3 separate regions of the Mus musculus genome follow, and regions 2 and 3 are each linked to region 1. A link is a loop called in an ENCODE intact Hi-C map of the cell type or tissue named here. Cell type or tissue: heart. All regions are shown on one strand. Each heading gives the region's core, and the rest is flanking DNA. Links, peaks and the distances in the headings are about the cores only. Region 1 overlaps Map1b (microtubule-associated protein 1B). Region 2 overlaps Map1b (microtubule-associated protein 1B). Region 3 overlaps Map1b (microtubule-associated protein 1B).

What was found. A loop is a pair of places that touch in the nucleus more often than their neighbours do. Peaks named below come from ENCODE experiments on the same cell type or tissue, not always from the same donor. Only the 100,000 strongest peaks of a DNase experiment are listed, where the experiment ranks them.
Region 2: it touches region 1 in a loop (2.0-fold over the local background); 7 of 42 quality-filtered maps call a loop at or near these places.
Region 3: a loop joins it to region 1, with 2.4 times the contacts of the local background. A loop is called at or near these places in 6 of 42 quality-filtered maps.

Annotation. Positions count from the first base shown.
Region 1 is chr13:99,440,223-99,450,786 of GRCm38, reverse strand. It overlaps Map1b (microtubule-associated protein 1B), which reads left to right. Exons shown (of 7, transcript NM_008634.2): 3 at 6,491-6,573; 4 at 9,013-9,153. Among named protein-coding and RNA genes, the nearest start is that of 6430562O15Rik, 33 kb to the right of the region's middle. In heart, for the core only: a CTCF peak has its summit at 5,746; DNase peaks (open chromatin) are centred at 3,256 and 5,636; H3K27ac peaks cover 499 bases.
Region 2 is chr13:99,491,247-99,501,810 of GRCm38, reverse strand. All of the region lies in intron 2 of Map1b (microtubule-associated protein 1B), which reads left to right. Among named protein-coding and RNA genes, the nearest start is that of Map1b, 20 kb to the left of the region's middle. In heart, for the core only: a CTCF peak has its summit at 5,520; no DNase peak of the experiment used is centred there.
Region 3 is chr13:99,502,705-99,513,268 of GRCm38, reverse strand. It overlaps Map1b (microtubule-associated protein 1B), which reads left to right. Exons shown (of 7, transcript NM_008634.2): 2 at 5,060-5,161. Among named protein-coding and RNA genes, the nearest start is that of Map1b, 8.6 kb to the left of the region's middle. In heart, for the core only: no CTCF peak of the experiment used is centred there; no DNase peak of the experiment used is centred there.

The sequences.
Region 1 (10,564 bases), core at 1,671-9,670:
TCATTAGACCTCAGGTTTGTGGTCCATGAAGAGGAGAGAATGTTTGCACTCAGGCTGTCTTTGGAGTGTTAGGAGACTTAAACACAGCCTCCACCTGCAAGACGGAATGCTTAGCTCTCCTAAATCACTCTCCACATTTAAGATTTGGTCGCTGTGTTCTTGGGATGGGCTTTCAGCCTTGTAGTTAACTTGTGATCCAAGGAGATTGGCAGCTCCCACATGGAACGTTCTCTTACTCCCCATGCTCGTAAGGTCAGCCTTTCCACTGGATTATGTTTGGGTTGCCTTCTACCTCTGGTCCTGCTGCCTCAGATACCAGGCTAGAAGTTCCTTTCCCAAGCCTAAGGTTAAACTGGTAAGTCAGAAGAGATGAACAAGGTGACTTGATGAGAGAAGTCCTTGGAGAATTCAAACTCCCTATAGGGTGAAAGGCGTTGTCTCCCCAGAGGGAAGCCGTATCATTTCCTGATAAACAGTTGGCTTTCTGTTTTCTGTGCTGACGCCAAGGCTGGTCTTTGGGGGATCCTAGCAATCAGGAGATACCAAGTCCCCCAGCGCCTTTGTTTTCTCAAGCTTCTCAGAAAGCAGCCTTTAAGGGTTTGGTGTCTTCCCTGTCTTGTGGTCATGTCTCTCTACGCTGAGGTGATTTTTGGCTCTAGGGAACATGAAGGTGGCTTTATTTGCTCCCAGGTTGCTTCATCCTCTCTTCTAGATGCTTCTTCCAATTTCTAACCCTGAGTGCAAAGGGGGGAGGGAAGGGGCTGGGGAGGGTGGGCAGAGGTGGGGGTGGGTGGGAATCTGCTAATTGTGGCCTCTCAGAAGCTCTGTTCCTGATAAACTATATTCACCCAGACTCTGGTTTTCCTGTTTAGAAACACAGGTAGGGCAGAGGCTCACAGGGGACCAATCGCCTTGGGCCCTTCACAGATTCCTCTCCTGTTGTATCACCTCTACCCTGTGAGGGAAGTTTGGCCACAGTTCCTGCCAAGGCAGGTCTTGCTTTCCTCCCAGAGTTAATTCCTCCCATCCCGGCTCTGTTTCTCTTCACACTGACCACACATCTGCCCTGCATATTATGTGGGTTCCTAGAGTAAGGAGGCCTGGTTATGGTTTTAAATAAAAGATGTTATTAAACGCTGCCTAGAGACCTGTAGGTAATTACCGACCACAGGGCTGTGATTTCCATGGCTGTGAAGCACAGCTCTTGATTCTTGCTTTTATCCATTTAGCTAAACTTCACCGGTGGAGTTTTATTGAGCACAAAGGTTTGAGGTGAGAGGGTTTCCCCTTCACAGCCCTTCTGTGATGGAGGGGTTGGGATGAAGGTCCGTCTCCCTGCCTCCTTTCCTGCTTTAACATGCAGGGTGTTCACAGTCCTTGAGTGATCAGACCTTATGTTTAATGAAGCAGTCTCAGGCTGTCTTTAGCCCAAGCGTCTCCCAACCCAACCCTAGGATGTTCTTTCATCTTCACAATGGAGTCTAGATTCTAGTGTTGGTTCACAAGACCAGATGCCTGATCAAACAGTCACTCTAGTGTTCAGCCCGCAAAGACTGGTGGGAGGGGATAGGAAAAGGCATGACAGCAGTGGGAACTGGCAGGAGAAAAGGTAGAGATAGGGTAGCAAGGACCTGTGGAATTCCCCCTGACCGCCATCTTGGCTGTCTGTGATTCAGGTCCTGCTTCATCTTCTCTCTGTCATACAAGTTAATAAACTGAAGTTGTTTAAATAAAGCTCTGGCCTGTAATCGTTGAAGGGGAGTTCAAGATGGGTGTTGAGCTAAACAAGCTTTTAGCAGTTCTGTGTTCATCAGGAGGTTGCTCAGCTACCTTGATGCTTTGATCTGGGCCAAGGATGCTGCGGAGTTGCTCTGGCCTCAGCAAGGATGCTTCAGTCTCCCAGTTACTCGGTACTCCCAGTTGCTCTGCGTGTGGGAGAGAAGACTCATCCATATGTAAAAAGAGATTCTAGCTGGGCAGTGGTGGCACACGCCTTTAATCCCAGCACTTAGTAGGCAGAGGCTGGCGGATTTGAGTTCCAGGACAGCCTGGTCTACAGAGTGAGTTCCAGGACAGCCAGGGCTACACAGAGAAACCCTGTCTTGAAAAACAAAACAAAACAACAACAAAAGCGATTCTAGATTTTGTTTTTCTTGAGACAGGGTCTTGTGCAGTCCAGACTGGCTTTGAATTGGGTGATCTTGGACTTCTGATTACCAAGCCTCCACCTCCCAATGGGTGAGGTTACAGGCATGGACCACCACGACCGATTTATGCAGTGCTGGAGATCAAACCTAGGCCTTAGTGTAAGCCAGACAAGTATCCTACCGACTGAGCTCTATCCCAGCCCAGGTTCTGTGTTGCTACCCTCTGTGATGAGAGTGCCTGAATTTAGCCACAGTCAACCTCTGAAACCCAGGAGGGTGCCTATGTGTTGTGTGTCAAACCCATGCTGAGAGGAAAATCTTAAACTCCCTGGGGAGATCTATAACTATCCTGGAAACATGAAAATGTCATTTTTTTTTTACCTTAAAAGATTTCAGAAATCACCTAGATGTGACGTGAACATAAATCAACAAAATAACCCAACTTCAAAAGACAAGTAGATTCAATTAAATACGATTTTAAAAATAGAAAAAAAAATCCCAGCAATAACTGCAAAGTATAGACTGTTTGAATTTCAAATACAGCTGTAGGAGACCACAGACAAAAGCCCCATTGTCTGAAGGGCCCTGCTGCTCCAAGGGGTCCTCATTCTCTTTTGATTCTGAAGTGGAGCAGACCCTTTGTCACATAGCAGCAACCTTCTCTGTTGCCCCCACCTCACCGGGTCGAGCCTCACAGCTATGTGGAATTTTTTTAGGAAGACTTCAAAGACCTTTTTTTTTTTCATATGGAAACGGACTGACACAACTCCATCACTCCATGTCCATCCTCCACAAAGCTGAGGAGGGTTAGCTATTCATAGGATGCTCCTTGGTTTCTTTATGAGGTATCTATAGGGAGGGCAGACTAAAGGGTGAGGAGAGAGGCTGGGAACTTCTTTCCTGAAGCCACTGAATGGGGACCTTTACAGGCAAGGGTGGTGGCTTCTCCCTGAGAATGCCTGGCCCTCTTCCCAGTGTGAAACATTCCCCAAATATGCAGCTTTGTGAGCATCCCAGCTGCCTGAGCAGACAGCCGCCTGCTGCCAGAGAGCGAGTGGGCACCCAGGGATGCAGGGTGTGGGGAACTGACGGGTCCCTCAGCCGAGGCCCTTGTCTTGGCAGATGCTGGAGAGGCCCGACCTTCGGTTACGGGTCTTGTGGTTGAATCTGGACAACATTCCAGCCAAGACAAGAACTGGGAGCTCTCTCTGACTGTCTTTACATCCATCCCTTCCTTCCTTCCTTCAAATCAACTCTACAAAAAGGCATCTTGGCGCACATCCGTTGTCAGTGTTCTCCCTCCGAGTTCTCACAAAGATGGACAAGGCATCATTAGCTGAATTCCTGGGCAGACTGCTCTGAAACATGACTTAGGGATTGTGGAGGTGACCAACAGCTGTTACGTGGCATTTGTTCTGTTTGGCAACAGAGAAAGCCAAGGAGGAAAAGAGTGTCTGGTGGACGGTAAGAAGCCCCTGGCAGAGGCAGCTGGAGACTTCTCTGGGGAGGGCTGGTGTGTGCAGGTAGGAGCGTGGTTGTGGTAGCTGCTGTTGCTTTTGAAGGGTGCAGTCAGCAGCAGAGAAAGGGCTCTGACTCCATTAGGGACTCTCGGGGAGGGGACTGCTTCTGCAAACCTTGCTTTGGCTTGCTTCTGTGACTCCTACAGAGCACAGTTAATGACAATAGTCATACCAGGTCTCACACTGTCGGATGCTCTGGGTGCTCACATCAAAGATATGATGAAGAAACAGCCATTCCTTTATTGGTTAATGTCAGCTTCATTCTTGTCTTAGAAGATCTCAAAGTCTTTGTTCCGAGGAGGCCACTGATGGAAGGGCGACTTGATCCAGTATAGATTTGTGTGATCTTTCACTGTGTCATCTGCTTATTTGAATTGTGTTTACTTTAGCTTTAAGTGTGCATGGATGTCAAAGAGGAAAACAGCCAAAAGGCAAATTTTACATTAATTACAAAACATAGCATTCATGATAAATGAACTGTGTCTTCCATGGTTTGGCATCTTTTTCCTAAGCCTCGGGTCTTTGCCTGCTCAAGCAGTTAACACTGTTCTTATTTGGAGTGTCTTCCTGACTGGTCTTTTGCAGTAGAACATTTCATGTTTCTATTTAATTTTTGCTTTGCTGTGTATAGGTGCTGTGCCTCGCCTGACCACCCGGTATTCTCTGCTGACATCTTGCTTCTTTAAGCCCATCTGTTGTTTTTAGTCTGTTGGTCTTTCCCCTAACTCTTCTTCAGCATCTGATGACAGTTTTGCCAAAGCCAAGTTCTGATAACTAGCTAGCATCATCAGAAGTGGTTAAATCCAGAAGGGATCTAGAGCTGGGCAGCCTGGGACCAGACCCTGGCCTGACCTGACCCTGTTGTGGCGTCCTGAGCTACTCGATGTCCTCTGTCAACTCTTTGTCTTCAGTAGTGAGCCATGGTCATGGTACCTCGTGTGAGAGCACTTCAGGGGATTCAGTGAAACTGTATGGGTCTCAGAACAGGGCGTGGCACCAGCATTGTTTAGTTTGGGCTGCTCCTCTGCCTTCCTAAAGTTGACTGGTAAATGTTACTGTAAGGAAAAGCAGGGATGATCAATAATGGTGACATGAGTAGAATGTCTCTAAGCAGCTGTTTCTAGTTTCTGTGATCCTTGATAATACAAAGGGGAAATCTCCAGCTGAGTCGAGCCTGGAACCGCCTCCTTTCTAATGGCTTTCCTGGGATAGCGTATATACATATACCACACACGCACGCAAAGTATTTTCTTCAGGGCTTACTTGTCTGTCTCATTGATCCTTCATCTTGTGATAAAATACATATAAAGAAAAATTGGCCATTTTAACTATTTTTTTTAAATCTACAACTCAGGAGTGATCAATATGTCTACAAGGTTGTATATGTCATCACTTACATTTTCAAAATGTTTTCATTACCCCAAACATGGGATAGTACCCATTAAGCAATAGCTCCCCAATTCCCCCTCCTTTAGCCTTTGGTAATTGCTATTTTAAATTTACTTATTCTGGGTATTTCATGGGCATAAAGTACTATTTTATGTATCCATTTGTGTTCAGCTTTTTTTTCCCCCTTATGTTCTAGTTCATCTTTGTAACATTAGCAGAGCTTGATTTTTTTTTTTTTCTATTTCTGACTAGTATTCCGTTGTGGGTAGACCACATCTAACCCAGACACTTGGGTTATTTTATCTTTTGGCTATTAAAATAATGCTGTAATTAACATTAGCACAGAAATATTTGCTCAGGTTCCTACTTTCAACTTGCACCAACCAATTAAATGGCAGTTCATACAGGATTCTGTTTTAGCTTTTCCAAGAACCCTAGATCTACTTTCCTTCTGTTTTTCTCTGTTGGTATCTCCCTCAGAAGCTCCTGTTTCTTCCAGTCTTCCAGGCTTCATTGTACTTCCAAACAGCAGGCGTGCTTTCCCTCCCAACCACGTGGCTTCCTCCCACATTTCCGAGGGAACGCCCCTCTCTGTCCGTTGTTTGCTGGTAAAGCATACATCAGCGACTCTGGCTACATTCACTGGATGGCTTTCATCTCCTTGTCAAGGCAGGGTAATGTTTGTAGAAGGCAATCCATAGGTCTCTGCTGACCTAAGCCTGAGGCTGACCAGCACAGGATGGTGCTGTAAGGAGTGGGAGATATCAAGAGCCCTGCAGAGCATCCTTAAACTCCCTCATCCCAAACCACACCTTACTTTAGTTCTCCCTCAGTTTTGTCTTGTGGGGCAGTTTGGCCACCCTGTCCTGGGGGAGGGTAGCCTTCCACTTCTCTTTTGCCCACTGTTTCTTCACTTTCCTACAAGCAAGTGAATTAATTAGTGAATACCCCAACAGACCGTAAGCCTGCCTCAGACAGCCATTCTGGCTGCTGGGTTAATTGTTAGTCGGGTTTCTGGCCGTCATTCACTTCACAATGAGGCTCCTAATTAATCTCCGCGCCGTTCTCACCAGAAGAAAGGACGTTAGGGAGAAACATCCCCAATTACCATGAGAAAGGAAATGTCAAGAGCTCCACTGAGTTTTCCTGGCACCCCTCCCTGGTCTCTGATGAAAACCCGGCCATTGGGTCAGGAGGCTGCCTAGCCATCGACCATGAAAGACCCAGTGTAAAAGCCTGGGGGCCCCAGGCTACCCCAGCTCCAGTTGAGCCTGTTGTGTGCACACCCTCGTGCTCAGTAGCATCCACTGTGTTTCCCAGCTTCCAGGGCCACATCTGAGTTGGAAATTTCTCTGCTGTCCCAGAAGTAGGCGAGCCGCTTTCATCTGGAAGAGCTAAAGGTCTCTTCTTTGTGTATTTTTTTTGTGCCTTCAGGACAAAAGATTCTTCATCACCGAAGTGACGTCTTAGAAACAGTCGTTCTGATCAACCCTTCAGATGAAGCCGTCAGCACTGAGGTGAGTATTTCAGTTCTGGGAGGTCTTAGAGCCTCCAAGGATGGGGACTTGGCTGATCAAAGGGGCTAGATAGGTGGGGGAGTTGGAGAGAGATGTACAAGGGGTAAGTCCCAGGTCCTAGGCTTCCTCGATGCCCAGAGCCTGCTTCTCTGCATCTAGTATCATAGCACCAGCTCACCAGAAGCCTCTTTCAATTAAGGACACAAGCGAACAGTGCCAGCTGGAAGCATGTTTGTTGAGGGGTGTAGAATGGGGGGTATGCACTGGGTATGTTGTTGCCAGGATGCAGAGCAAGAATGTAGCAGAGGAAATAGACGGCAAGCTCCAGGCTGGCACATACAGGGATGGAACTCAGAGACGACGAGCATCCCAATAGCATCCCTGTTCAGAGAGATCCAGGCCAGCACTAGCTACCCTTGGAAGGCAGGCCAGCCTCAGAAACATGGTCTCTAGCCCAGGTCAAATCACCTGGTTTCATCATCCAAGGTCGGTCAAGTTATCTTACTGCTTCGGTTTGCCCCTCCCTGTGAAGGAGATCATAATAGCCCCTGAATTTAATGCTCCTATGTAATGCTCTCTGAAGTGCTCAGGGCTTAGAAGAAGTGTGGCACATAGTGACTAAGATGTACATGCTGGCTCCTGCTGCTGTATCATTAGCATCACATGAGAATACTTACTACTAGAGAGAGTAATTGGCAATTTCAGGACCCACCCTGACATAAGAATTTGGAGGAAGCCAAGAGAATCTCTGGTCCCCTCAGGCCAAGCGTTGATAGAGCTCCTCTTCCACCTCCTCTGAGATAGAGTTGCTTCCTGAGCATTAAGGACCAAAGGCCCTGGCAACATCCTAGCCTAGGCTGTGTGTGTCTTCTGCCGGTGTCTTAGCAACTCTGACTATTCAGGTTTTCAAATTGGGATGTAATTCATGAACCATAGACTCATTCACTGAAAGTGTGTAGTTTTGTGGGTGTTTTTTTTTTAAGAATTATTATAAAAATGAGCAGTTTAACTCCAAAACATGCCTGTCACTCCCCAAAATTTCCTAAACCCATTAGCAGTTATCCCACTGCCCCTTAGCTTCTGACAATCCCTATTTTCTCTCTCCAGATTTTTTCCTGTCTTAGACATTTCATACAAATGGCATCATACAACATGTGGCCTCTTTTGTGGAGCTTAACTTAGCTTAGTGGCGTCATGATCTAGTCCAAGTGTAGCACGTTGGTCCCGCACTCCTTTCGACCATTGTGTGGCATCCTTTTGTAGACATCTGATAACTCATTTCTTAGTTTCTGCCACTTTCGTTGCTTTCGGTTTGGGGCTATCGTAATCGGGCCTGTTTTGACCTACTTCTGCGTGCAAAAGCTCTGACAATCCAATTAGGCATGAAGTCACAGAAAACCCAGGGGCACTTTCTGTCACCCAGAAGCCGGAGGGCTAGTATGTACCCAGGTAGACTGCCTAGCTGTGAAACAGGAGTTTTGTTTTGTTTTTTGTTTTTTGGTTGTTTTTTGTTTGTTTAAAAGCTTTTGTTGGAAGTATCAAGCTACTTTGTGGGCCACATGAGCCTGAGACAACTGCTTAGGTATGCATGCTTTTCTATGAGTGTGGCCTGTGGGGTTCATGGGCAGGGGTCATGGCCTGTTTAGTTTTGAATTTTCCCTGGTGCAGAACATGATGCAGGGCACGTAGTGTGTGCTAAACATTCATGAACTGAATTCAGAACCTTGGTTCAGAGGGTAGTGCTCCCGCAGAGGACAACTGGCCCCCCTCCCCCACCTCCCTGCCAGCAAAGGTTCTTTTGCGTAAGTTATTTTCAATTCAGTTTCTCAGATCGCCACTCAAGGGTCGCCTTTTCTTCTGTCCCCTGTCCCGTCAAGCTTCTTGATGCAAACGCTGCAGTCTGCATTTGTCATGGTGTGCTTGCTCTGGAAGGACTGCAAGAAAGGAATCCTGGGTAGGAACTTGAGGCCTGCTTGGAAACATGTCTTTTCTGAAGCTAGCTGGGTGACCTGGATTGGCATAGCCACAAGTCTCACCTGGCCTCATAGGCTGCAGGCTGCAGGCTGCTAGTAGATTCTTTATAACAGCTGTGGAACAAATGCTTGCCAGCTGTGAAGACCACTTTGAAAAGAGGAGGAGACTCAGGGAGAAAGTCAATAATACCCTGCTGTTTTGGGTTGAAGTAAAACTCTCAACACGGGATTCACTGGCACACTAATAACCACGATGATTAATTTTAGGAATAACTTACAGGCAGGGCTCTGTCCAGCACTCCCTGCCCCCACTCTCAGCTGAAGTAATTAGACACTCGGAATGAACGCGTTTGGTTGGCAGTAAGCTTCAGGCACAGTCATAGTGCCTGGGACTTGGGGGCGGGGAAGGGGACAGCTCGCTCTTACTCCGCACCCTCCCTTACTCTGTGCCTTCGCTGTGTTTCAGGTGCGTTTGATGATCACTGACGCTGCCCGCCATAAACTGCTGGTGCTCACCGGACAGTGCTTTGAGAACACTGGCGAGCTCATCCTGCAGTCTGGCTCTTTCTCCTTCCAGAACTTCATAGAGATTTTCACAGATCAAGAGGTGGGTTCCGGGCATCGTGTCTGGGCTATTGCTTGGATGTGTGGGGGAAGGTAGTAGGAGGGGCCTCTTTGAAATAAGCAAAACTATGGCCCAAAATTGCTTAGGCCTGGGATTGATCACTATTACGATCGATGGATGAGTGCAACCTCGGCCATTGTGCTGGAGGAGACGTCGGTGGGCACTGTGAGTGCATTTGGAATGGTCGTCATTAACGGATGGCAGAAGTGCTAGCGACACTAGAACCGACCGAACTCCAGGAGAAACACAGCTTTCCTGCTTTCTCAGAGATTTTTCCACAGATCTCTTGGACTTCAGCAGGATGAGAAGCTGGGGTGGGGTCCGGCCGGAGTGGACTGAGAGATGCACTTCCGGGAGCTACTGCAGTCAGAGCTGTCTCCCTGAGATGGCAGGCTTGGTGTGTCGTGTACTGGGAAGGACCATGTGTCTCCCAGCCTTCAGTCGTCCTCAGCCCCACGCTTCACAGAGAGGTCTCATGGCTTGGCCTCTCACAAACTGTCCGGCTTCATTCGGTTTCACCTAGAGGCCTTAGGAAAACCCTGGAGAGATGACACACCAGTTTTCCCTCTCCGCACGGAGACATAGGTCAGGGAGACAGCATGGAAGTGTGAAAAGGGACATTTCTATTCAGTGTGTGGAGCCCCAGTTTGTTCAGAGGGTGTGAGGTCATCTATATCTGGAGGCACATAGCACCAGCTCACCAGAGTGAGAAAGATCCCTGGCTGGCAAGTGGCTCCTTGCTCGGAGGCCTCTGTGCACACTCACAGCTAGCCTGTCTTCCCACTTTAAGGTGGAAGCTTTGCCTGTGTCTTTCTCTAGAGCTGGGCTTCCTCCACCCCCAGGGCTAAGCCAAATGCCCTGCTGTATCACAGCCACATTGCTCAATTGCCCTGAAATGCCAGGGAAAGAGCTATGATTTACCCTGGTGGGACTGCTGGGAAACTGTTGAATAGTCAATCAAATACCAGTTATTTTTCAAAATCTGTTCTTAGATCATGTGCTATAACAGGTACTTGGGCTTTTGTCTGGCATTCCAGATGTCAGCATCTTGTCCAAGGGATGGGATTGAGTTGTAGTGGCCAATCTCATGTAGGGTGGTTAAGTGATACAGCTGGTAAGATCAGCTCAGCCCTCAGCCTTTGGTTCATTTGCATGCACGTGGGTGCTTTCCCGAACTCCTGTACAGTTCTGTAGCTCCTTTGCCAAATAAAGGAAATGTGTAAGAAAAAGCATTTTCTCATTGCCAAGACTTTACACAAGGAGGTATCCATATGCCATTCATCTGGGCCCTAAGTAATCCCCTCTCTGAGAATGAAGAATGGTTTTATGAAGTTGCCACTTAAATCACTTTTTAAAGACCTAGCAATGGAATTTTTGTACAGTGGGCTGTGCG
Region 2 (10,564 bases), core at 700-8,699, 52 kb before region 1:
GTATGTGTGTGAGAGAGAGAGAGAGGCAGACAGACACAGAGACTGACATAGAAGAGCTTTTTATTCTCTATTCCTCAAGACCGGGAGTGAAATGAAAACCCTAACAAGCTCTATGTTTTGATTGTTCCAACCCGTGGTGACAAAGGTTGCCCAGGTACCAGCACTCCGCCCCCAGCAGCAACCCAAGACTAATTAAACGCTACTGCGGCAACGATCAAGTATCTCCAAACATCATACCCCAGGGCTCTCGCTGGCTTTGTTTTCTCACTGCAGTCTGAGGGTGATAGCTATTGTGTGAAGTCATATTTCCTTGGTCCTGGAGACATGTGGGAAAGTGAAGAGTACTTCCCCCAGGGACACACCTTAAACATGAGCTGCAGGGCCTGGGCAGCTAACACAAACAAGACAAAAATAATGTGACTTTAATAAACTCTTCCAGGGCTTAGAAGGAGTGAGACAAATGCTCTCAGAAAATAAGATGAGACAGTCAGTATAGGATTTCAGAAGAAGTATGTGATTCAAAGCAAGGATTGAAAGCCCAGAGAGTGTACCACACCTCAGTTTGAAAGATTCAAACGGTTGCTGCTAACCGTTGCCACAGGATTTGGAAGGACTGAGGTAAAACCAACACCTTAAGGACTGCCCTTATTGTCTGCCCTTTGCTCTTAAGCCAGTCTTTCCTTAATAAAATGGGATTTCAGCCGTCGTGAAAACAGTCACTGCCGAGTGTCTGGCCCAAATGCATAGATTCCTGGGGAAGCCTCTCGAGGCTAGTGTAGGATGGAGTAGCTAAGTGCTCAGCACACCACACCTGGCCCTGAGCCCCCGCCTCACAGTGTTGCCTTTGGGTTCCTGAAATTCAGCCCCAAATACCACATCTGGCCAAAATAAAACAAAAACTGAGAGAAAGGATCAACGATGGGCTATGTCCTGCTGCCTAGGTGAATGATGCTGATAGGTGAACAGCTCTGCAGCCCCCTGGTGGAGTCTTCACAGGTTTTAAGCTTTCGGCTGGGAGACCACACTTGCAAAAGATCAGTGCAAGCTGCCAGTTAACTGCACTAGACAGATGCACTGCATGCCTGCTCAGATGAAGGAGTGACTGTTCTTCAGCTAGAATTCCAAGTATCTTCTCAGTGCAAAATTCAGATGGTGCAGTTCAGGAGGAAAACTCTGTGTGTGTGTGTGTGTGTGTGTGTGTGTGTGTGTGTGTGTGTGTGTGTGTATGACGGGGTGGGGGGTAGGGAAATATCCCCTGGAACTGAAGTTAAGTAGACAGTTATGAGCTGTCATGTGAGTTCTGGGAACTGAACCTGGGTCCCTTGGAAGAGCAGCTAATGAATGCTTTTAACCTCTGAGCCATCTTTTCAGCCCCTTAACATATTTGAAACACTAGGATTGAAAGGTCTATGAAAGAAACTTTATTTAAAAACTCTGCCTGTCCCACCTACTAGGACTGTCAATCAGGAAACAGTCACAGCTCAGAGCATTGACTTCTCAGGACAGGGGCTCTTAGCCCTTGCCTTTTCCTCTCTCTCCCTGTAGAAACTGTGAGCCAGACCAACTTAATTGTATTTGCACAACAGCAGACACCTGTGTGGAAAGTATTTCAAGACTCAGATCGGTGGGTGTTTCTATCTACACAATGCCAAATAGGAAATAATGTCATTGTCTTTTCCCATTTAAATAAGAACGTGCATGCTGGCATGTGGTCCTGCTTTACGCCTCAGACTAAGTACTTATGCACAAGTTTTGGAAGAAGGCCGAAGGATTACAGCCTATAAATTCGGGGATTCAGTGTGGTTTGAGTGTGTTAAAAGTCCCAGGCACATCGTTTGTTGCACATAATTGAGAATAGCCTGCATTTTAATGAGCATGATCAGCTATGCATATCTTGTCATGTGAACCATCAATTAGCACGGCATAATTTAACAAGTCAGTACGTGCAGATATAAATACCCTTGGGGAGCTATGATCAAATCAGATTATTACCAACAATGTGTGTGCAGGTGATCGTTACCAGAGAGCCGGGGTTATCCAGATGGAAAAGTGATTTTTATGGTAATATGGCTTGTGATTGGCTATTGCCATCTGAGGCCGTATTCACTCACTCATTATCTATCTATCTATCTATCTATCTATCTATCTATCTATCTATCTATCTATCCATCCATCCATCCATCCATCTATCTATCTATCTATCTATCTATCTATCTATCTATTCATTTATCTATTCATTTTTGTTTTTTGAGACAGGGTTTCCCTGTTATTTCCTGGCTGTCCTAGAACTCCCCCTGTAGACCAGGCTGGCCTTAAACTCTGAGATTTGCCTGCCTCTGCTTCTGTGTATGCCAATGCTGCCTGACTTACATATGAGGCCTGTAAGGCAATGGCTCAATTTTTCCCAAGTCTAATTTGATTTTTTTTCCTAAAGGCTTACTTTAATGTATGTATCCAACCCTATATGACATTATTGTGTGTTTACACAAAACCCTTATAGAGCATGCTGAAACTTGAAAGAAAAATGTATGTATGTAATAGTGCTATTAGTGATAATGTATGTTGACAACAGTATGGTGGTCAGTCACTCAAGGTTCTGTTGATAACTTTTTGAGGGGTTATTCTTCTCCAAGTTTTACAAATTCAGTGATACAGTCCTTTTGTTTTGTTTTGTTTTGTTTTGTTTTGTTTTGTTTTAGGCAAATACGTCAGAATTCACTTAGACTCCCTGAATCAATTAAGATATTTGTAGTAAATATGGGTTTGGAAATGTATTCTTCCTTCTTCTTTCCAGAGTGATGTCTTTAAAGATAGCAGAGAGGAGACAGAATGAGATGCCTTCCTCTTTCTCTTTTTTAGTTCACCCTTTAAGCAAGTATTGTCATTTACTAGATGCACAGGCAGCATCACTGAAGGGGTCACAGAGCCCCAGCCACACCCTCCTCCTCTCTGAAAGTGTAATGTAAAGTGTAGTTGATTTCTTCACCCCACAATCCTTTAAGAAGCCACTAAACACAAAATCCAGTCAAGATTTAGAGCAGTGGCTCTCAGCCTTCCTAATGCTAAGAGCCTTTAATACATTTTCCCTCATGTTGTAGTGACCCCCCCCCAACTATAAAGGCATTTTCACTGCTACTCCATAACTGTGATTTTGCTACTGTTATAAATCATAACACAAATATTCGATATGCAGGATATCTTGTAGCAACCCCTGTGAAAGATTGTTTGACCCGAGAGGGGCCGCGACCCACAGGTTGAGAACCCCTGATCTAAAACGCATGGAAAGTGAAATTGTTTTTAAAAGCTTGTTGCCCAAAATATCTTAAAAGTTTACATTTTGGAGCCACTTATATTTCCACTTATATTCATAATGTGTGTGGGGGGGTGGGGGGTGTATCACTTCACTTTTAAATTACAGTTGTACACTACTATAGGAGCATAAGCAATTGAGGTTGCATAAACTCCTAATAGATCTGGGAAACACTGTTTTTTTAAGGGATGCCATAACATCACAGGGAAACGTGACATGCCCCCGGCCACGCTGATGAAAACCCCTCTACATTGTTACCTGTACGAAAGTGTAGCACATGCTACGGTGATAGTACATCGTGGTTGATAAGGATAACCAGCTATCACTGATCAACGTGGTTGCTAAAATACGCTTCTCATTGTGACTCAGAATATACTCTAGGAGAAAAAAAGTTTTCTATGTGCAAACAGTAACAGAGCCCCCCTCATTTGACTGTCGCTTGGTTTTGCATTGGGCCTTCACACATATCATTCATTCACACACAACCTCCATGTTGTCTGCTTCTCTCTTGCTTTCATATTTCCACTTCATTTTTTAAAATAGTGTGTCTCCCTACTCTCCAATCACAGTCATGTTTTTTACAAACCATGTTGGTTTGGGTTATTTTTAGGCAGGAGGTCAGTGTTTTGTTTTTTAAATAAGCCTTACATCACGGTTGGTTATGCTATTATGTCCTGTCTGCTTTTTGTTTTCTTGTTTTATACATAGAACAGAGATTATTTTGTGCCTTTGGAATATCATTCCAGTGTATAAATACAAATGAAATAATGTGTCAAATTAGCTCACTCCATGGGGTCATCTAGAAATAGGCTTCTCTCCGTAGACATTCTGCTGCTGGCAACCTAAGCAAACTTCATACGGCAAATGGATTCTCTATGCCTGGTAAACAGACTCCTCGCAAATTTGAAATTAGTTAGCAACAAAAACAACAGAAGTTCCGATTTACAATTCAGGAAGAAAAAAAATAAAGGAAATAAACAAAAACATACTTTGAGTAAGTAAAAGCAAGACCTTAAATTAATCACGGAGCAGATTTCAGAACGGAACCTTCCAGGAGTCTAACTTTCTGATCCTACTCCTTTTCCTTGTGAGAAACCACAGAGACAAAGAGGCTTTAAGTTAAAGAGCCTTAGAGGGTAATGCCAGGACCTAGGCAGACAAGGTCAAGATGGTGAGTCATGAGAAATCACTGGCTCAAGAAACTAGAACCACTTTACAGAGTGAAAAATAAGCCATGTTAGACAAATGAAAACGTGCAGTCATTGCTTACATTATTAGCACTTTTTTTTGTTGTTATAGATTTCCTTTTAGCATGAAGGTGTTGGATATTTATTTACAAACTATCAACTTTCAGAGACTTGACAAAAACAAACAACCAATTTCTGAGAGAGATAGAGCCCTCCACAGGTGGGCCTGGGATGGACAACCTGGGCTTGAATCACCTCTGCTGATTAGATGTGTGCTCTTATGGATAAATTCTTGAACTTCAGTGTTTTCTAAACTTTATCTCAAAGATCCTTTTACACTTAATATCCTGCTATTTTTTTTTGATAACATCAACTCATAGTAAAAAAAAAAGTCACTAATATATTTGGTAAAGTGCTTTATATACAAAGGTAGTCATAACTGTTAACTGTGAACATAGCCGATGGGTCAAGCCAAGATGTGTTTGTATGAAGTTCTTGGGCATTCAGAGTAGAGCAGGAGAACTTACTGGGATGAATCAAAATGTAACTCTTCACACTCACCTGCTCACTGTCCCTAATGGGCATCGCTTGTCTGTGGAGTCTGGGGCTCTGTCATATATGAGGGCTAATAACGATGTGATATATTAGTTAATTAATTAATTAATTAGCTAATTAATTAATTAATAAACAGACGTTTGTTCCCACACACTCTCCTGTGGTTGGAACTAACTGTCCATCAAGATTCAGAGGCGGGCTGGTGAGATAGCTCAGTGGGTAAGAGCACCTGACTGCTCTTCCAAAGGTCCGGAGTTCAAATCCCAGCAACCACATGGTGGCTCACAATGATCCGTAACGAGGTCTGACGGCCCTCTTCTGGTGTGTCTGAAGATTGCTACAGTGTACTTACATATAATAAATAAATAAATCTTAAAAAAAAAAAGATTCAGGGGCACTTCTCAGTCACACAAGTATGTGCCTCCAACTGCTAAGGAGGAGAGGAGAGTGTAGCGCCATCTAGCATATGACAGAGGAACAGGTCCTCCAAGGATAACAAGGGAAGGGCCTTCACGGGTGAAATTCAGCAAAAGTCTTTTTCTTTTGTGCTTAAGAAGGATGATGGTCGCTACTTATATTTCCTAAGTTAGCAGTCTGCACTGCCTCGTTGTAGAGGATGCAGGGTTGTTTTTGGTTTTGTTGTAGACTTTGTGAGGATCACCGGAAGCTTACGATCCTCTATGGCTTAGGAAATAGGAAGCGGGAAATGGAAATTATTTAAGATCTTTCTATAAAGATGGTAAATGTTAAATGTATGAATATTTTTCAGAAGACTTTACACTATTCTGTTGAGATATAAGAAAAAAGGCTAGAGGCTGACACGAGTTTTCACTGACCACCTAGAGACTCGTGATTAGTGACAATTGGTTGGTGGCATCAGTAACTCCAGGGACCAGAGAAAGAAACCAGCGCGTTTAAACATAGGGGCGTCAGAACTCAGGGGTTGGTTGTAACTGTTACTGAGGTTCTGCAGTAATGGAACCACAGCACTCAGAGAGGTCCTCAGAGGCTCAGCATCCTCCTGCCTGCCTTTGTTTACTGGATTCATAGGAAGTGAGGGTGCTCCAGCGTCCGCCAGGCTGGTTATCTCTACCGTTTGCTTTTCATAGGTCATCGTGATGCCGCTTGCTTGCATGGTGGCTCACTCAACTTTGGGTGGCTCTCTATCGTTTCATAGAGGACATGTCTAAATTAATTTTGGGGATACCATTATTTTCCAGAAGTCTGCTTTGTTCCTTTAAGAAAGCCTTATAATTTTTTTTTTAAGATATAATTTTCCACTGACTCTCAGGCCAGAGTACTCATTTTATCATGTGCTGTAGAGCTTTTTTAAAGGTCCCATTTTGAGTTCTGTTTGTTTTCTCCCTGGAAATGTTCTTCTAGGCTCAGCATGTGTCAACAGGCAAGGTTGCATAGGTTCTCCTTCGGGAATCTCACGATCCCTCTTGAGTCCCACCCAATGCCGCCTCCCCTTACAGGGACATTTCCTAAACTCTATCCAGTCCAGGTTGCCAACCACAGAGGCCTCATCCAGACTCGGCTCTCTTTGGTTCTTAAGAGGAGGAAGGCTCAAGAAATGAGACCGGTTTCCCCCAAAGTGTGTCTTGCAGCCTAGAATTATGGACAGGTGTAAAGGACTGAGTTCGAGCCTCTCCAGCCTTCCTGAGTCTGACTGAACAGGTAAAGGGGGAGTGCAGAACAGTTAGGGCTGGACCACACAGGTTCAAATGCAAGCTCCATGTTATACGTCAATGCTCTGTGCCTCAGTTTCCTTACTGAAGACCCTGTTCTACACACAGTGGATTTATGAGTATTCGGGAGCTACATGCTATGTGAAGGGTGGAGATAGTGAGGCCGTATTAAATGATGTTATTAATACGCTGCTTTCTTCCTTGGGTGAAACATGCTAAAATGGATACTTTGATTGCGTTCTATGCATCTCTTCTCCCGTGAGGCTTCCCCCTCGACGTACCTTTTTGCATGACACCGGTTTACTTTAAATCACCATGGCCATGTTTGTTGTCATTAGTAGTGATGGTTCTATGTCTTTTCATGAGTTCTTCAAAGACTCGTGAATTTGGAACAGAGCATCTTCTTGTCTGTCTCCATGCCAACCCACTTCTTTAACTCAGCCCAAGTTGAAGCAGTCATTGTATGGCAGAATCTCTGTTTGCGGAAATCTGCCATTCAAAGCTGTCAGCATGTTACAGTCTTTGAGATGATTCAAAAGCCGTATTTTTCTAGAGGGAGTTGCGTTCTTATTTTCATTCATTTCATTTATTTTCGTGTATTTAAGAGTCCCCCGGTAAGGTTGACTTGCTCCATGGTAATTAGCAGAATATCCTCTTACTGTTTGTCTTGCTCTTTGGTGTGAGCCTTACTGAGCTGACCTTTACCTTACAGGGCTCCTCTCCCCTTAACTCCTCCAGGGCTGTGACATCACATTGAACTCTGCCATCGTGTCCCTTCCCTAAGTAATATGCAGTTACTTTGAACTATAAACCAATATTTCACCAAGAATGCTATCTTCTGTTTTTCAGGTTTTCAGATACATGTTCTTAAAAAGGGAAATATCTGTAGTGGTGAGGAGAGCTTTCGTCCCTTTAGGGGAATGCTAACAAGTGTCAGGAAAGCTGAGACCTCTGCTGCATCCTGACTGTTCAAACTTAGCATACCGTTGGCCACTCTGTGCAGTGATGTGTAGAGCCACTCATATAAGTGGTTGTGTTGAGCTTCTAATTTTCTCACAATATTAGCTCCAAGTTCCCTGGAGCCAAGTTTTTCTTTTCTTTTCTCTTCTTTTTTTTCTTTCTTTTTTTTTTAAACTTCTCTTCGTCTAGTCAAAGTCTTTCCCACCTTGAGACCAATTGAAATTCCTGTCTTCCCAATGGTACAGTTTAAACAGCAATCCCTTCCTATAGCCTCGACACCTACCAAAAGAAGCCGCACATCAATTCTTCATGTCACTCTAGGAGTGGCTATGCATGAATTGCTTGAAAATGCATAAATTGGACAAGGCATATTAGACTGTTTGAGTCTGCCACCATGGTAGCCCACCGGCTTCTTTAATCCTGTCTAATGGAGGCAGGCAGTCTGTAAATGCCATGGTTAGAGAATGTGCTAGCTACTGTCTTATCATTTTTGATACATCTCAAAAACCTGTGTTTTAAAAAGGGAACTTAGGTTATTTAACATTCAAAATGCTGATGATATTAGTTGCCTTCATGTAAATCAGTGCATCATCCATATGCCAGGCGCTGTGTGGATATCTTGTGCTATGAGTGTATGGTGTAGCAGTGCTTTTAAAATGCTCTTCTCTGTCTGTGCTTGTGAGGTTTTTTTATGTGTTCATGTTGTCTTTTGGGACACTGCAGTTCAATGGGCCTCGATAGGGGGGAAATGCAGTTTCACTTCACTGGTCTCTAGGAGATGTTTTTGCATCAGAAAATGAAGGCTGGCCAGTGTAGTCCTTTGATTTCTGCTCCTTTTGGTATTGCCACAGCAAGACCCCCTCAAGTGCATTACTGAGCCCCATTATATTCACTCCCCCTCCCCCCACAAGGCCTGGTGAGAAGGGCTTGCCTGTAGCTCCCATCCACCTCCCTGATCCTGCATATTAAACCCTGTAATTATAGCAGACATTACATTGTCTCCTGTCCACACCCACCCTCCTCCCTATAGGATGATGTCATTGCATGTCAAACAGGGGATTAGCATGAGGAGAGAAATTCTACTGCCTTTTTTTTTTCCCACTAAGAAGAATTTGGTTCTGATAAATTTTCCTACGAATAACTGCTGTCTTACTTCATAGGAGAAGTTTTTAAAAGGAGAGGAAAAACCTTGATAGCACAGAAACACACACACACACACACACACACACACACACACACACACTGGCCGCATGAACAGAGATAGGCGCTGCTGGCCGCATCTGCAGCTCTGTCTATCACTTAGTGGCCGAGCAGGGACACAAAGCAAGCCTGGGAAATCGCCCCCTTGCCTTACAAAAGCAGGGGCGCATCAGTCTTCTCAGAGCCCACAGTGGCCCTGTCCCTGCTGCAGAAAATGGCCCTGGAAAAAAAGCAACAGCAACAACAACAACAACAAGGTCCAGCCAGGGTGGTTGCTGGGTAGAAAGGGGATGCAGGCAGCTGGTCCCATCCGTCTTCAAAATGTTTGTTTTTTCATGATGGCGGGGATGGAGGATGTTCAAGTCCAATTTGTTGTGTTTCAGGCTAGAGCTCTTGTCTTCCCAGATGGAAAAATAAGTTAAGGTGCAAGATGGAAGCCGGGTGTCATAGAGTTTCTGAGCCCGGATTGGAGTTTAACAACCTTTTTCAATTCTTCCAACAAATGTAAACATCGACTTGGATATAGAGAAGAAAAAAAAACAATAATTCTAAAAAATAAGGAAATCCTTTTCTGTATAGGCAGGGCGAGTTGTTTTCATGTTTGAAGCAATCTGAGAGCTCTAAGTTGGAAGAGTTAGTGTAGGCCCAAGTGCAGCCTGGCTTAGCTGTGGGACCCTGGGCACCTCAGAGCCTCGACCTGCTCACCTGTGCAATGGCATTGACTAACTAGCCTCAGCAGCCACACCTCACAGGGGAAGTCTGGCAAGTATCAGAGGTCGTTTCCACAACCTAAAATCAGTTCAGATAGCAGGCTAGAGTTCTGAGAATAAGACACTACCCTAAAGGACAAAGCCTCTCTCCCTATTTCTGTCAGGCTTTCACAGAACCAGACAAGGACACTGCCTCCAACCTGTCTAGCCCCTTTTCTTGTGGAGGAGACACGGGGACTGTGAGCTCCAGAGCCACCTGCATTAGAGATCCTTTGAAACTGTTGGGCTGGCGGATGTTAGTTGTTTGGAAATTGGAGTGTTTAAAACCTTTTGCAGTGCACTTGGGCCGCTGAGACCCTCCTTAGAATTTAGTTTCTTTGGGTCCAGACCGTATTTTCTTGTCAGGGATGATATTGCATACATATACCTCATCTTTCCATCCTATTCTTGCTCTGCCTGGGAGGGTGGTGGCTGAGTTGCTTTTTTTTTTTCCTCCTTTTTGGGGGCATTAGGGGGGTGGAGGTTTCAAACAGGGTTTCTCTGTTTAGCCCTGGATGTCCCTTTGTAGACCAAGCTAGCCTCGAACTCACAGAGATAAGCCTGCCTCCCAAGTGCTGGGGTCAAAGGCGCGCACCACCAAGCCTGGCCTTTTGTTTGCTCTTCAGATCTTTTTCCCAAGCGGGGCTTTTAGGTGAGTGGTGCTTGAGGAGTAAGATTCTGAAGGCTAGTAATTTGACCAACAGTCGTCAATTGCAGTTCTGGGTTGGCTACGTGGTTGGAAGGACCCTGGGATGTGTTTGAGGGTTCTAGAAATACTATACTGTCAAGGCCACCTGTCACATTGCCCCTGTGTAGAGTGGGAAGAAGGGAGATGTCATGGCCACGTGCTGTCTCTGGATTCTGCTCCATGCAGAGTGGGGGCTTCACCAAAGCTGACTTCAGACATGGGCT
Region 3 (10,564 bases), core at 1,622-9,621, 63 kb before region 1:
CAAGAAGAAGCTGCTCCATGGGGCTCAAGCTCGGCTGGTCAGCTCCCTGAGGGCTGGGGAAACCATTTCTCTCAGCTGTTAGCCTTTCTTATTCCCTCTTCCTTTCCCATCCAGACTGAGGCACTATGTAGCTGGAGACCCTGGAGTCTGGCATATTGGCCATCTGATTGATTACCCAAGAGCACTCCAGAAAGGCAATAAATAAATAAATAAATAAATAAATAAATAAATAAATCTAGACCCCTGTAGAGGGATGGTAGATACCGAAGCAAATCAACAGGCCCGAAACACCCTACATGGATGCTAAGTGCTTCTGGAGACCAAGGAAGAAAAATGCTCAGCTGTTTTTGAAAAGCACAAAATCAGGGTTGATCATTTCTTCTCCAGAGCTTCAAACAATAGTGTTCACTTGCACTGTTCGAGCTACACTGATGCAGTTCTATAGGACTTGATCCCAAACTACAGTGGACACCACCAACTGATTCATCTGTCCTTCCCTAATTGTCCCCAATGTGGAGGTAGCCTGATAGCCTTATTCTTACCAAAATGCTGGCATCTGGGTATATTTTAATATTTAGACTCTATACAACAATACCGGTCACACTGAAATTTAAAACATGGTACAATTGAGTTTTCATCAGTTCGTGCCATTCTTTCTAAAGAAGCCAAAGTCATCTAATGAATGTTAAGTGTCAGTCTGATGCTTTCAATTATGATTAGAGGGCAACTAACTGTCTCTCTAGGTGACATTAGATATAAGCAAGATGTGCTTATGAGAAGATAGATAAGTGTGCTATCCACTGCCTTGAGTCTTTAGGTGTGAGTTAAGCTGGTTACATTGTAATAGTCTGATGCCTCCTTAGTGAAAATGTTCTCTCCAAAATTGTAGGCAAGAAAATAAAGAACCCAGAAAGGCTTTGGGATTTCATTTTCATTTTCTTCTAGCAAAGAAAAAGAAGTGAAAACCATATATGGTAGGAGATAAAGAGACGCTAGAATGTGTTACATTTATTATATTCATCTTCACACTTCCAAAATCAGGAGGCAGATGGATTTTTGCTTGTTCTGCCTAATTGGTGTTACCACTAAGGGCTCTGTGATCCTAGCTGAAATCCAAGCGAGTCAGTCCCTAAATGGAAGGTCATTAAATCAATGCTTTGTTGTAAATCTTCCCTAAAAGCTTGCTTTTAAAAGTAATTTCTAGCTTTTAGATTTAGAAATAAATTCTTATAGATAACTATTTGCTTCTATTCTAAGATGTTATCCAAGACTTGAGGTTGTTTATTTTTCTTTTTCTTTCTTTTTTTTTTTAATTATTGCCAATGCTCTGAAGTGATGTGCTGTCCATGTGAGATATCATTTTCATTAAACACGAATATAAGACGAATATTAAGTTACTGGCTTTGTAAAAAGAGAAGCAAACCAAAGGCTAGGTCAAAGGAAAGCTGGGAAATCTTTTCTCTAAAAAGCCTCTTAGCATTTTCCGTTTAGCTGCTTCTCTGGTTTATACGTCTATCCTAGGTTCAAGTTACCTTCTAGTGTCGTTTTCCAAACAGAATCATAGGATTATAGGCTGACCATTCAGATATTTACAAGAAATACTCAAAAGCCTGCTTTTAAAAGGGAACGATTAAATTGGGCCCATTGAGGAAAATAACTTGTCAAAGGCCCAGGTAGCTGTCACGTGTCCGGCATGCACGGTGTGGTCCATTCATTTTCCTTTCTTTGATCTGCTGCTTCGGTTAGAAATAATGCAGTTTTCATCCACTAAAGGAGAGGTGCTTTTTGGTTTTATTAAGCCAAAAGTTTCTACAAGATCAGGGTAAGCTTTACGTAATCCAGCTGGAAGACCCAGTATATGATACGCACCTTCCTTCCTCACCCTGACCAGCTCTGAAATACCCTTCCCCTTCTTTTCCCCCTCTCTTAAACACCACGTGCACGCCCACTTCTTTGTGCATCGCTACCACATGGGGTGAGAGAAATGAAAAGAAAAGATGGTCTGATGCTTCCTGCCCACCTGGAATGAACACAGGACAGTGTTTTCCTCCCTGGGCAGAGACAGGATCCCGGAACAGCCTGGAACCTGAACCCTAGCCCCTTGAACCTAGCCAGGCATTTGAAACACAGGTTAACTACGCCCAGTTGCTCCAGTTGTTAGCCCCTGGGTAATCCAGGAAGGACAAACTCCTCTTAGATGGCTACAGAATCAAAGCCTCAATGAAGAGCTTGCCCTTAGAGGGGCGAGGAATATAATGTGTCCCCTCCCCTCTCCCACGTCCCCCCCCCCCCCCCCGTTTCAGAATCTCTTTCAGAACTTCTTAACAACACCCAGGTATCTCCCCTCTTTGGCTGCAGAGTCCAGAGGGAGAATGTGCAAAGGGCTTATCAACTGCAGGGGCTCCAGCTTTGGCTCCCAGTTAGGCATGAAGGAGAGACATGGAAAGACAGTCAAAAGCAATCAGCCTTCATTGCAAATGTCTCCCTTTGCTAGCAATATCCAGCATAAGGGACCAACTCGTGACTAAGTGTTTTATTTCTAAAACTGATAAGGCTCCAGAGTGTTCACTCCCAACTAAAGTAACCATGAAGTCTATATAGTCTTTCTATAAACCACAGCACCAATTATGCATCCTTAAATATTTTGACTGGAAATTGCTCTCTTAGAGAGAACCTTGAATATTTTTCTTTCATTGGCAGTTTACACACCGGAAGTTATTTTTACCAACTGTCTACTGGTTTTATTAAAAAAAAAAAAAACATCAACTCAATGGATTTTTTTAAAGTTTAACATTTTTCTGTTGTCAAATTATAAATGTAAATGACATAAATGAATATAAAATGAACAATTCACCACTGGTGTCGTGACAAGGGAGAAATAACAAATATCAATGCAAGAGCAAGCGGGTACCCAGCCCCAGACAAAGTCATTCAAATAGTGCAGCCATTTAGACGTTACTTAGAACAAAGATGGAAAAATAGTATGAATTTAAATACATATGTCTCATTATTAACTTATTGACCTGGCTTGACAAGCCAGAAGACAAAATGGAGCTCCATCAATGGTTCCGATTAAGCCACTCCGACAGGAACTCAATGGCTTTGCACACGAGGCTAGTATAGAGTGTATATATGTTGAAGTAAAATATTCTAATGAATTCAGACCTCTCAACCTGTCAAGCTCTGCGGGGAACAAAAAGAAGCCATTTATCATGTCTCCACTAAAAAGACCCACAAACTCTCAACATGCCTTTCTTGTTAAAATTTAAATATTCCATTAGCACAAATGCAAACTGAGGCTATTTAATGTTTCCAGGGAGACTCATAAAATTTTCCCTTATAATTTAGCCTCTCCTTAGGAGTGTTAACTCTTTCTTGTCTGAATCTTTCCTGCTATTCCTGTGAGAAATTCTCCCTCTATTGAAGGGACACCCAGCTGTTGAGAAGGTTCCTCTGATGGAACAGGTCTAGAAGCTCAGGCATCAGAGTTACAATTTCAAGGCCACCTGAACTAGTTAGAGCGAATTCTAGGCTGGTTTGGCTATGTAATAAGACCCTGTCTCAAAAAAAAAAAAATAAAATAAAATAAAAATGAGAGAAAAAGAGAGAGAGAAAATGAATTTGAAGATATCTTTTTATGTATAGTGAACTGAGTTCTACAATCTTTTAAAAGATCTATATCTAATATATCTTTAATCAAAATATTACATATAATTAAGACCTGTGTTGTATATACTATAGTATAATGCACATGATTATCCCTAAGATAGGAAAACAATGGTGGTAAATGGAGGTAGACATTAAGGATTTAGAGGTGGGTTTCATGCACTACCATGTAAACCCTCTAGGCTGATGGCATAAATACTAATCAATCAATGGATCAATCAATCATTGGCCTTTTGGTTAGAGATAGCTCACTTGCAGATATCCACCTAAGGGCTTAAGCCTCTCTCTGAGGAGTCTGATAATAAATACTTGTTGGCTCAGAAATTGGTTTCCGGCAGTTGAGGCTGTTCACACCAGTGTACAGTCCTGGTGCTGTGTACTGGCTCCATCACACGCAGTCTGTTGGGGAAAGTCCGAGCACATACCCATGAACGCACATACACGTGAACACACACATTACATATTACATGTGAACACACAGAGAGATGTTGTCTGGGCTTTGGCAGCTCACAGCTTTCCTGGCTTCTGTCCAGGGTTCTCATAACTTGATGGTCTCTGTGTTCCCTCTGAGACACCTCCTTTGGGTTGAAGAGGGAGGGAGAGGAGTACAGAAGAGACCGAGGAGATATGGCCAGTACTGAAAACCACAGTCACTCTGATGCTTCACTGTGGGTTATGCTGGCTCTTGATGGCTCCTTCCAGGCTGACGCATGGGAGTTCATGCCCACCCCCAAACTACCGAAGTTTTATCAAGTATAAAAAGTTCCCCTGGATTTAAAAAAAAATTCAGTATAGCTCAACAATTGTGAATGAAAAGCACTCCCTGACCAGCTGACTAAATAAAGTAAATTACTGATAGGACTCCTAGTCTAAACCTTGAGTTCCACCTGCTTATCAAAGATCACACAATTTGAGATTGATATGGGGGGGGGGAAGAAACCAAGGTCAAAAACAAGTAAAAAATCACACACATGCACTGCAAGAGCATCCTTTGGAAAACAGAGAGCCAGGCTTGAATGGCAGCCGCCCGTCCCACCTGCATCTGACATTGGCCACTTAGTGGAGCTGAAGAAGCTGATGGTAGTCTGGGGCCTCTTAGCCAGAACTGTCATCTTCTGTGCCTCCCAGCCTGCCTTGAGTCTGCTGTTTGCTTTCAGCCCCCAGCCTTGCTGCACGTACCCTTTCTGAGGGGGGCAGAACTTCAGGCTCACAGTTAGTTCTTCCTCCCTTGTGTCCCAGGGGAGGGGCCTTCCCTTTCCCACTTGTGGGCATCCACCGCTAGCCAAGGTACCTGCCATCAAAAGGCCCGAGAGAAACGTCCATGGGGGTGCTTTCCAAACCACTCTGAGGTGACTCCCAGAAGCCTGCCAACTGTCCTCCTTTTCCTCCACAGGGATCCGATCGTGGGACACAAACCTGATTGAGTGCAACTTGGACCAGGAACTCAAACTTTTCGTATCTCGACACTCTGCAAGATTCTCTCCTGAAGTTCCAGGTGAGGTTTCTACTCAGTGTTAGCCTAGCTCTTGACAGGATGAGGGGAGTGACCGTTGTCTGGAAAAAGCTTTGGTCTGGCATGGAAAGAAAAAAGAATTTCCTCTCCTTGCTAGAAGTTTCTTTGTATGTATGTCAATGACTTGAGCCAGCAGCCACAACTTGGAAAAGTAGAATTTAAGTAATCACCATGTGGATTATTGATGGTGTGGGTTCTTATGAGAGGTTTGAAAGTCTAGCTTACTTCCCTTTGGGTTTCAGTGTTCTCTGACCTCAAGGGATTACAGACTACTTCAATATTAATTTTACTCAAAGTTCTGAGTATAGACTGGGTGCTCCTACAATCCTCCACCTCCCTTCACTAGAAAGAGAAAGGACACTTGGTGTTTCAGACACAAAAGATGTTTTCAGCTCCTTAGTGTGGGAAAGAACCTGATGTTCCAAGCTGCTGTAAAAACAGCCTTTCTTTCAGAATAAGAGAATCAAAGGTAAGGACGCAAGCACCGGTCATATGTAAAGCTGTTCCCTCTGCGAGGATGTGTCCCGCCCACCTCTCTGGGCTTCGATGATGCAGATTCATCTCTCCCTCCTTTCTGAGCTATGAATTCCTCCTATCTGGTCCCATTTGGACATAATAAGAGAAGATTCTGGCTCCTATTGAATTCTCTCAACCCAGGTGCGTCTTTTCAGAAGGGTCACCATGGAAATGATACTACATTTTATTTCTTGACTACCACTTGAGCCGTACATAAAATCAAGACTTTGCTAGCTATGTGGCTCTCTTCTATGAGTTCTGATTGGCATGGGCAGAACATCAGGCATGAAGGTCGGTCTCTCTTACAGGACTAGATCATATCCCACTACCCCATGTGCAGAGATTCAAAGCCACTTGTGTGGAATGTAAACGACTTCTGGAGTCACTCTTAACTCAGCAAGATGGCCGTGGCACCTCTCCGCTGCGTCTTCCTTTTGACTTTGAGGATAGAGTAAAACCCACCCATTTCAGTGACCCTCTATTGTAGCTTTCCAGCAGAGAACTGAATGTGCTAATAAAAAAAAAAAAAAAAAAAAGTGGATGAGGTGGGTGTGGTTTGGGTAGGGTGGGGGGTGGGGCGGGGAGGAAGTTATCTAGGGACCATCAGCACATAATTTGCTAAAGGCTAGGTACAGCTTAAGGTGTTTACTCTGGTCATTATTGTGTTTTATTTTTCTGTCTTGCAAACCTCCGTAACCATCTGACAGGAGATAAGTGCCCTTTGCCAACAAGTATGCTTGTTTCAGCAACTAAATGCCAAGTTTCTGTCACTTCTCTGTAGGTCGTTCTGGCTTTCTGTCTTGTAAGACTTTTTTTTTTTTTCATTTCTACACATGTGGCTTTCATTGTATACATTCATATTTGGACTGCCTTCCTATGATGACAAATGTGCATTGCAAAAATGAAAGGTTGAAAAAAAACTGCAGAAGAATTAACTCTTTCCAGCCTAAAGGCCTAGCTTGGACTACTCTTGGAGACTAGGCAGAGAGCTCTCTCTAAATTCTCATGTTAGTACCCTGTCTCTCCATCTTCTTGCTGTCACCTGCTTTAAGAGTGGGTCACCTATCTAAGTGATGTCAGCAGTGCTCAGTGCTGGTTTGGGGACTGGCTTCTGGACGTTCAGCATCCTTAGCATTATAGCCAGCTGCAGAGCGGGTTAATGTTAGGACTATTCCTTTCCAGGCTGTGCAGGACCCAGCTTCCCTCTGAGCAGAGCCAAGGGAGTGGTGCCCCTGTGGAGTCATGAAGTTTTCTGAGCAAGACTGTGCTACGGGCTGAGTATTCCTTATCTAAAATGTTTAACACCAGAAATTCTTGGATTTTGGAGATTTGGAGTTTGGGACATTTGCATCTCTAACCCCCAAATCTAAAACCTTTCATCCAAAATCTAAAGCCTGTTGCTAGCCAAACCCTCAACCTGTCATCGACAAAAGCACAATGCAGAGTGCATCTTGAGCGTGCGGTGGAAAGAGGTTAAAGGTCAAGGACACAGACTGGGATGAGTGAAGGTTGTAAGATGATCCTTATGTAAGAGTTCCTAGTGTGTTTGAGACTAGTGGTCCCTCCCCACTTGCTTGAAACTCAGTACAAACCATGTGGTTTGTCTCTCACGCCACTTACAGTGAAACCAGCCGTGTCACCCTCATTAGAGTTTCAAGAATCTAAGTCTACTTGGAGAGAAGGAATAAGACGAGTGACGGAGTCTATCAAAACAAAAAAGTCATTCGGTCACTGTAAAACTGTTTAAATGGATGCTAGCTAGCATGCGCCATACACTGGGAAGATGAGCTGAGTAATAGAACCGGCATGACCTTTGTCACACTTCTGTTGTGAAAGTCATAAAGTCCTGCACCCTAGACATCAAACAGGTCCCTCTTCCCTCCCCGCATTGGTTGATTGATTAGGTTTGGTAAGTTTACAGCTAGCAGTCATGACAGTAGGATATTGGTCATCCTATGAGACTGAGGAGCCAAGGGCTCAGGTGCTAATCAGATGTGCTGTACATTCATGTTGGCTGTTATTTCTTTTGCTATTCTTAGGAATCAGAGGTCATATATGAAGAGTTGGTGGCTGCCTTAAATTGCAAAGGGCAGACCATGTATCTGGAGTTAACTCTCATACTAGCTTAGACTTTGTACTGAGGCTTTGGAGTTCATTGGGAGGCGAATCAGGTCTCACTCAAGATCACCCTGAATAGTCATTCAGCCTGGAATGTAGGTTGCCTTCTGCACAGTAGGTGGGTTGGCACAGTGTGACTTCTTGAAGACGTCAGTCCAGTGATCATGAAATCCTGGAGAGCACTGACTGTGTGATTTTTAGATTGGTAGTCACTGAAGTCTGCGTCGGTCTCTCAAACCAGCTGAGCATGGACCGGCTTTTGAGGTCACTCAGAACACTCCTGCTGTGCACCAAGGCCATTCTCTGTGGATTGCTCTCACCGAAGCTTTCTGGTCAAGTCAGAGCTGGACCGATAGGCACAGTGGTCCTGAGAGAACAACCCAGTCTTTCACTCAAGAGAGGGCTCTCTGCAGCTGAGTCTCTGAGACATCGAGCACTACCTTATATGCCCTTCTATTTCTGAGTGCACACACCATCATAAACCTTTTGTTTGTGTATATGATTTTTGTGCCTTAATGATGTTGGACTTGAGTCATTCATTGTTGCAGGTCTCCAGGAATAAGAATCTGCAAAACTTTCTATGGAAGCTCAAGTCTGCCATGACGCATAGAGTTTGACTGGCTTCCATTTCTGTTGTTTCTTTCCCAGGTTTAACTGTAGATCTTGGTGTATATAGTTACAGGGGAACTTATCTTCTGAGGGCATAGACAGTATCCCATAATCCCCTGGACTGGGGAGAAGCCTTCTCATACAGAGAGAGAGAGAGAGAGAGAGAGAGAGAGAGAGAGAGAGAGAGAGAGATTCCCCAAAGGAAAAGAACACCAGTTTCAATAGTCTCTTTTATCTCACGTTGTCATTTTTATCTGTTCTTTAAAATGGCTAAATTTTTTGATAACCCAGTTTCTTGCCATCAGTACAGATTACAATTTACAGATTGTAATTGACAATTACAGTATAGTTACAGATTCTGGAGCCAGCTTCCCACATTTGTCCTTAGCCCAGTCATGGGTGTCTCTGAGTGGCCTTGGACACTTAAACATCTCATATCTCAGTCTCTTTGTTTGTGACTCAGAATGCTTACCTCTGCTTCCGAATGAAGGCCAGTTGGATAAGTGTGTATGAACACATGGTAGCCTACCTTCTGGGGAACTAAATATAAATGAGTAGCCAGCTCTCATCTCCACAAGGAAGATCTGTATGTGCGTGGCTTGTATGTGTGGTGATTATTATTGTCTGTGGGAAATACCGAGTTCCGATATATGTCTGGCTTCCCTCGTGTAATCCTTTTTAAATTTATATTAAAGACAATCCTTAGAAGCAGTTGCCATGGGCATCCTCAGAAGGCACAGAGCTCTTCTTTTGTCTGGAGGTGGCAAGACTCTTCCAGTTTAGTCGTAGATAATATTTTCAGCACTGCTCTCAGTTCTTTGGGCAAAATGAAGACAGTGCGAGAGTAGAGCCAAGGCAGAGGTTAGACCATCTGCAACATGGCCTACCACGCTGGACACAAGGATGGTGATGTAGGGTGATAGCCTTGGCTGTCTCCCTTACTGCCATGACCCAGTCCCTCCAAACCTCATCCGCTCCATCCACCACTGCTTCCCTTCTCTCTTCAACCACAAGTGACAGTAGTGTCTGCCAATTTTCAGAGACTCACATTTCCTGTGGTTTACTGCCTTAGTCAGCTGAATTAGTAGTACAACTCTAGCGTATTTACATTAGTTCTCTCGCCACTAGCTACTAGATCACGTTCACGGAAGCCTTCTTCTGTCTGTGATTGAATCTGAAAGGTGTACATGGGCGGTTCTGCTTGAGAACCTGTGCCTTCCCCGTAGAGGATGAAAGATGAGCAAACCGCAGGCAAGCATCTTTAGGTCTGTGCTGAGAGACTGCTAAAAATATCCTTTCCGGAGATTGGCTCAGGTTAGAGAGTTGACACCGATATTTTACGTTTCAGTCAGGCGAGTCTTTCCCTTCCTTTCACGTTAGTGAGTTAAGGTCTCCTGTCTAACATTTGCCTGCAGAGCTGTAAGAGAAAGAAAGAAAGAAAGAAAAAAAAAAAAAAACCTCAACCATAACCCTAGGCTTTGTCATATTTCTGTGTCTATTCCTGGACAGCTAGCCATCGCGTAGATTATGACTTAGTTGTGTATGCCTAGAGTGAATCCACTGCTCTACAATGGAGAGTCATGGATGCAGTTTTCAGCCTTGCTCTCAGCCTTTCTTTAAGCAACAAAGCACATACACGCATCGTCCCTTTGCGTTCCAGGGACTGATGATGTGTCACTCAGGGAACCTGTGACCACAGGTTAGGCAAGTCTCTGTCCTGCTGCTTCCTCTGACCTATGTACATAGTCAGGGGAGGGCCCCTGTCAACGTGCCCACAAGGTTCCTTTATCCTTTGTCATTACGTCATTGTCCAAGGTGACAGGAGGAACTCAGTCGTTAAAATGACGAGCCTTATTTTCATGAAATAACCAGGCTCACTGAGGTAAATGGTGCCTGCCTGGGAAAGAGTTATTTTATTGCAAACCCCTAGCTTCCATCGGCCTTCCCTCTCGAGCCTGCCTAGCCTGCTTGCAGGGAGGGCAGCCTGCTTGCCCTCCCTTGGCCATATTTGCCCCTGTCCTATTGTCCCCTTCAGACTGATGGGTCCAGATCACAGCACAGAGCCTGCCATTGTCAAAACAGCCCAAAGTCACACTGGACTCGGAGTCCTGTGGTGTCTGTGGCACGAGGCTTTTGATACCT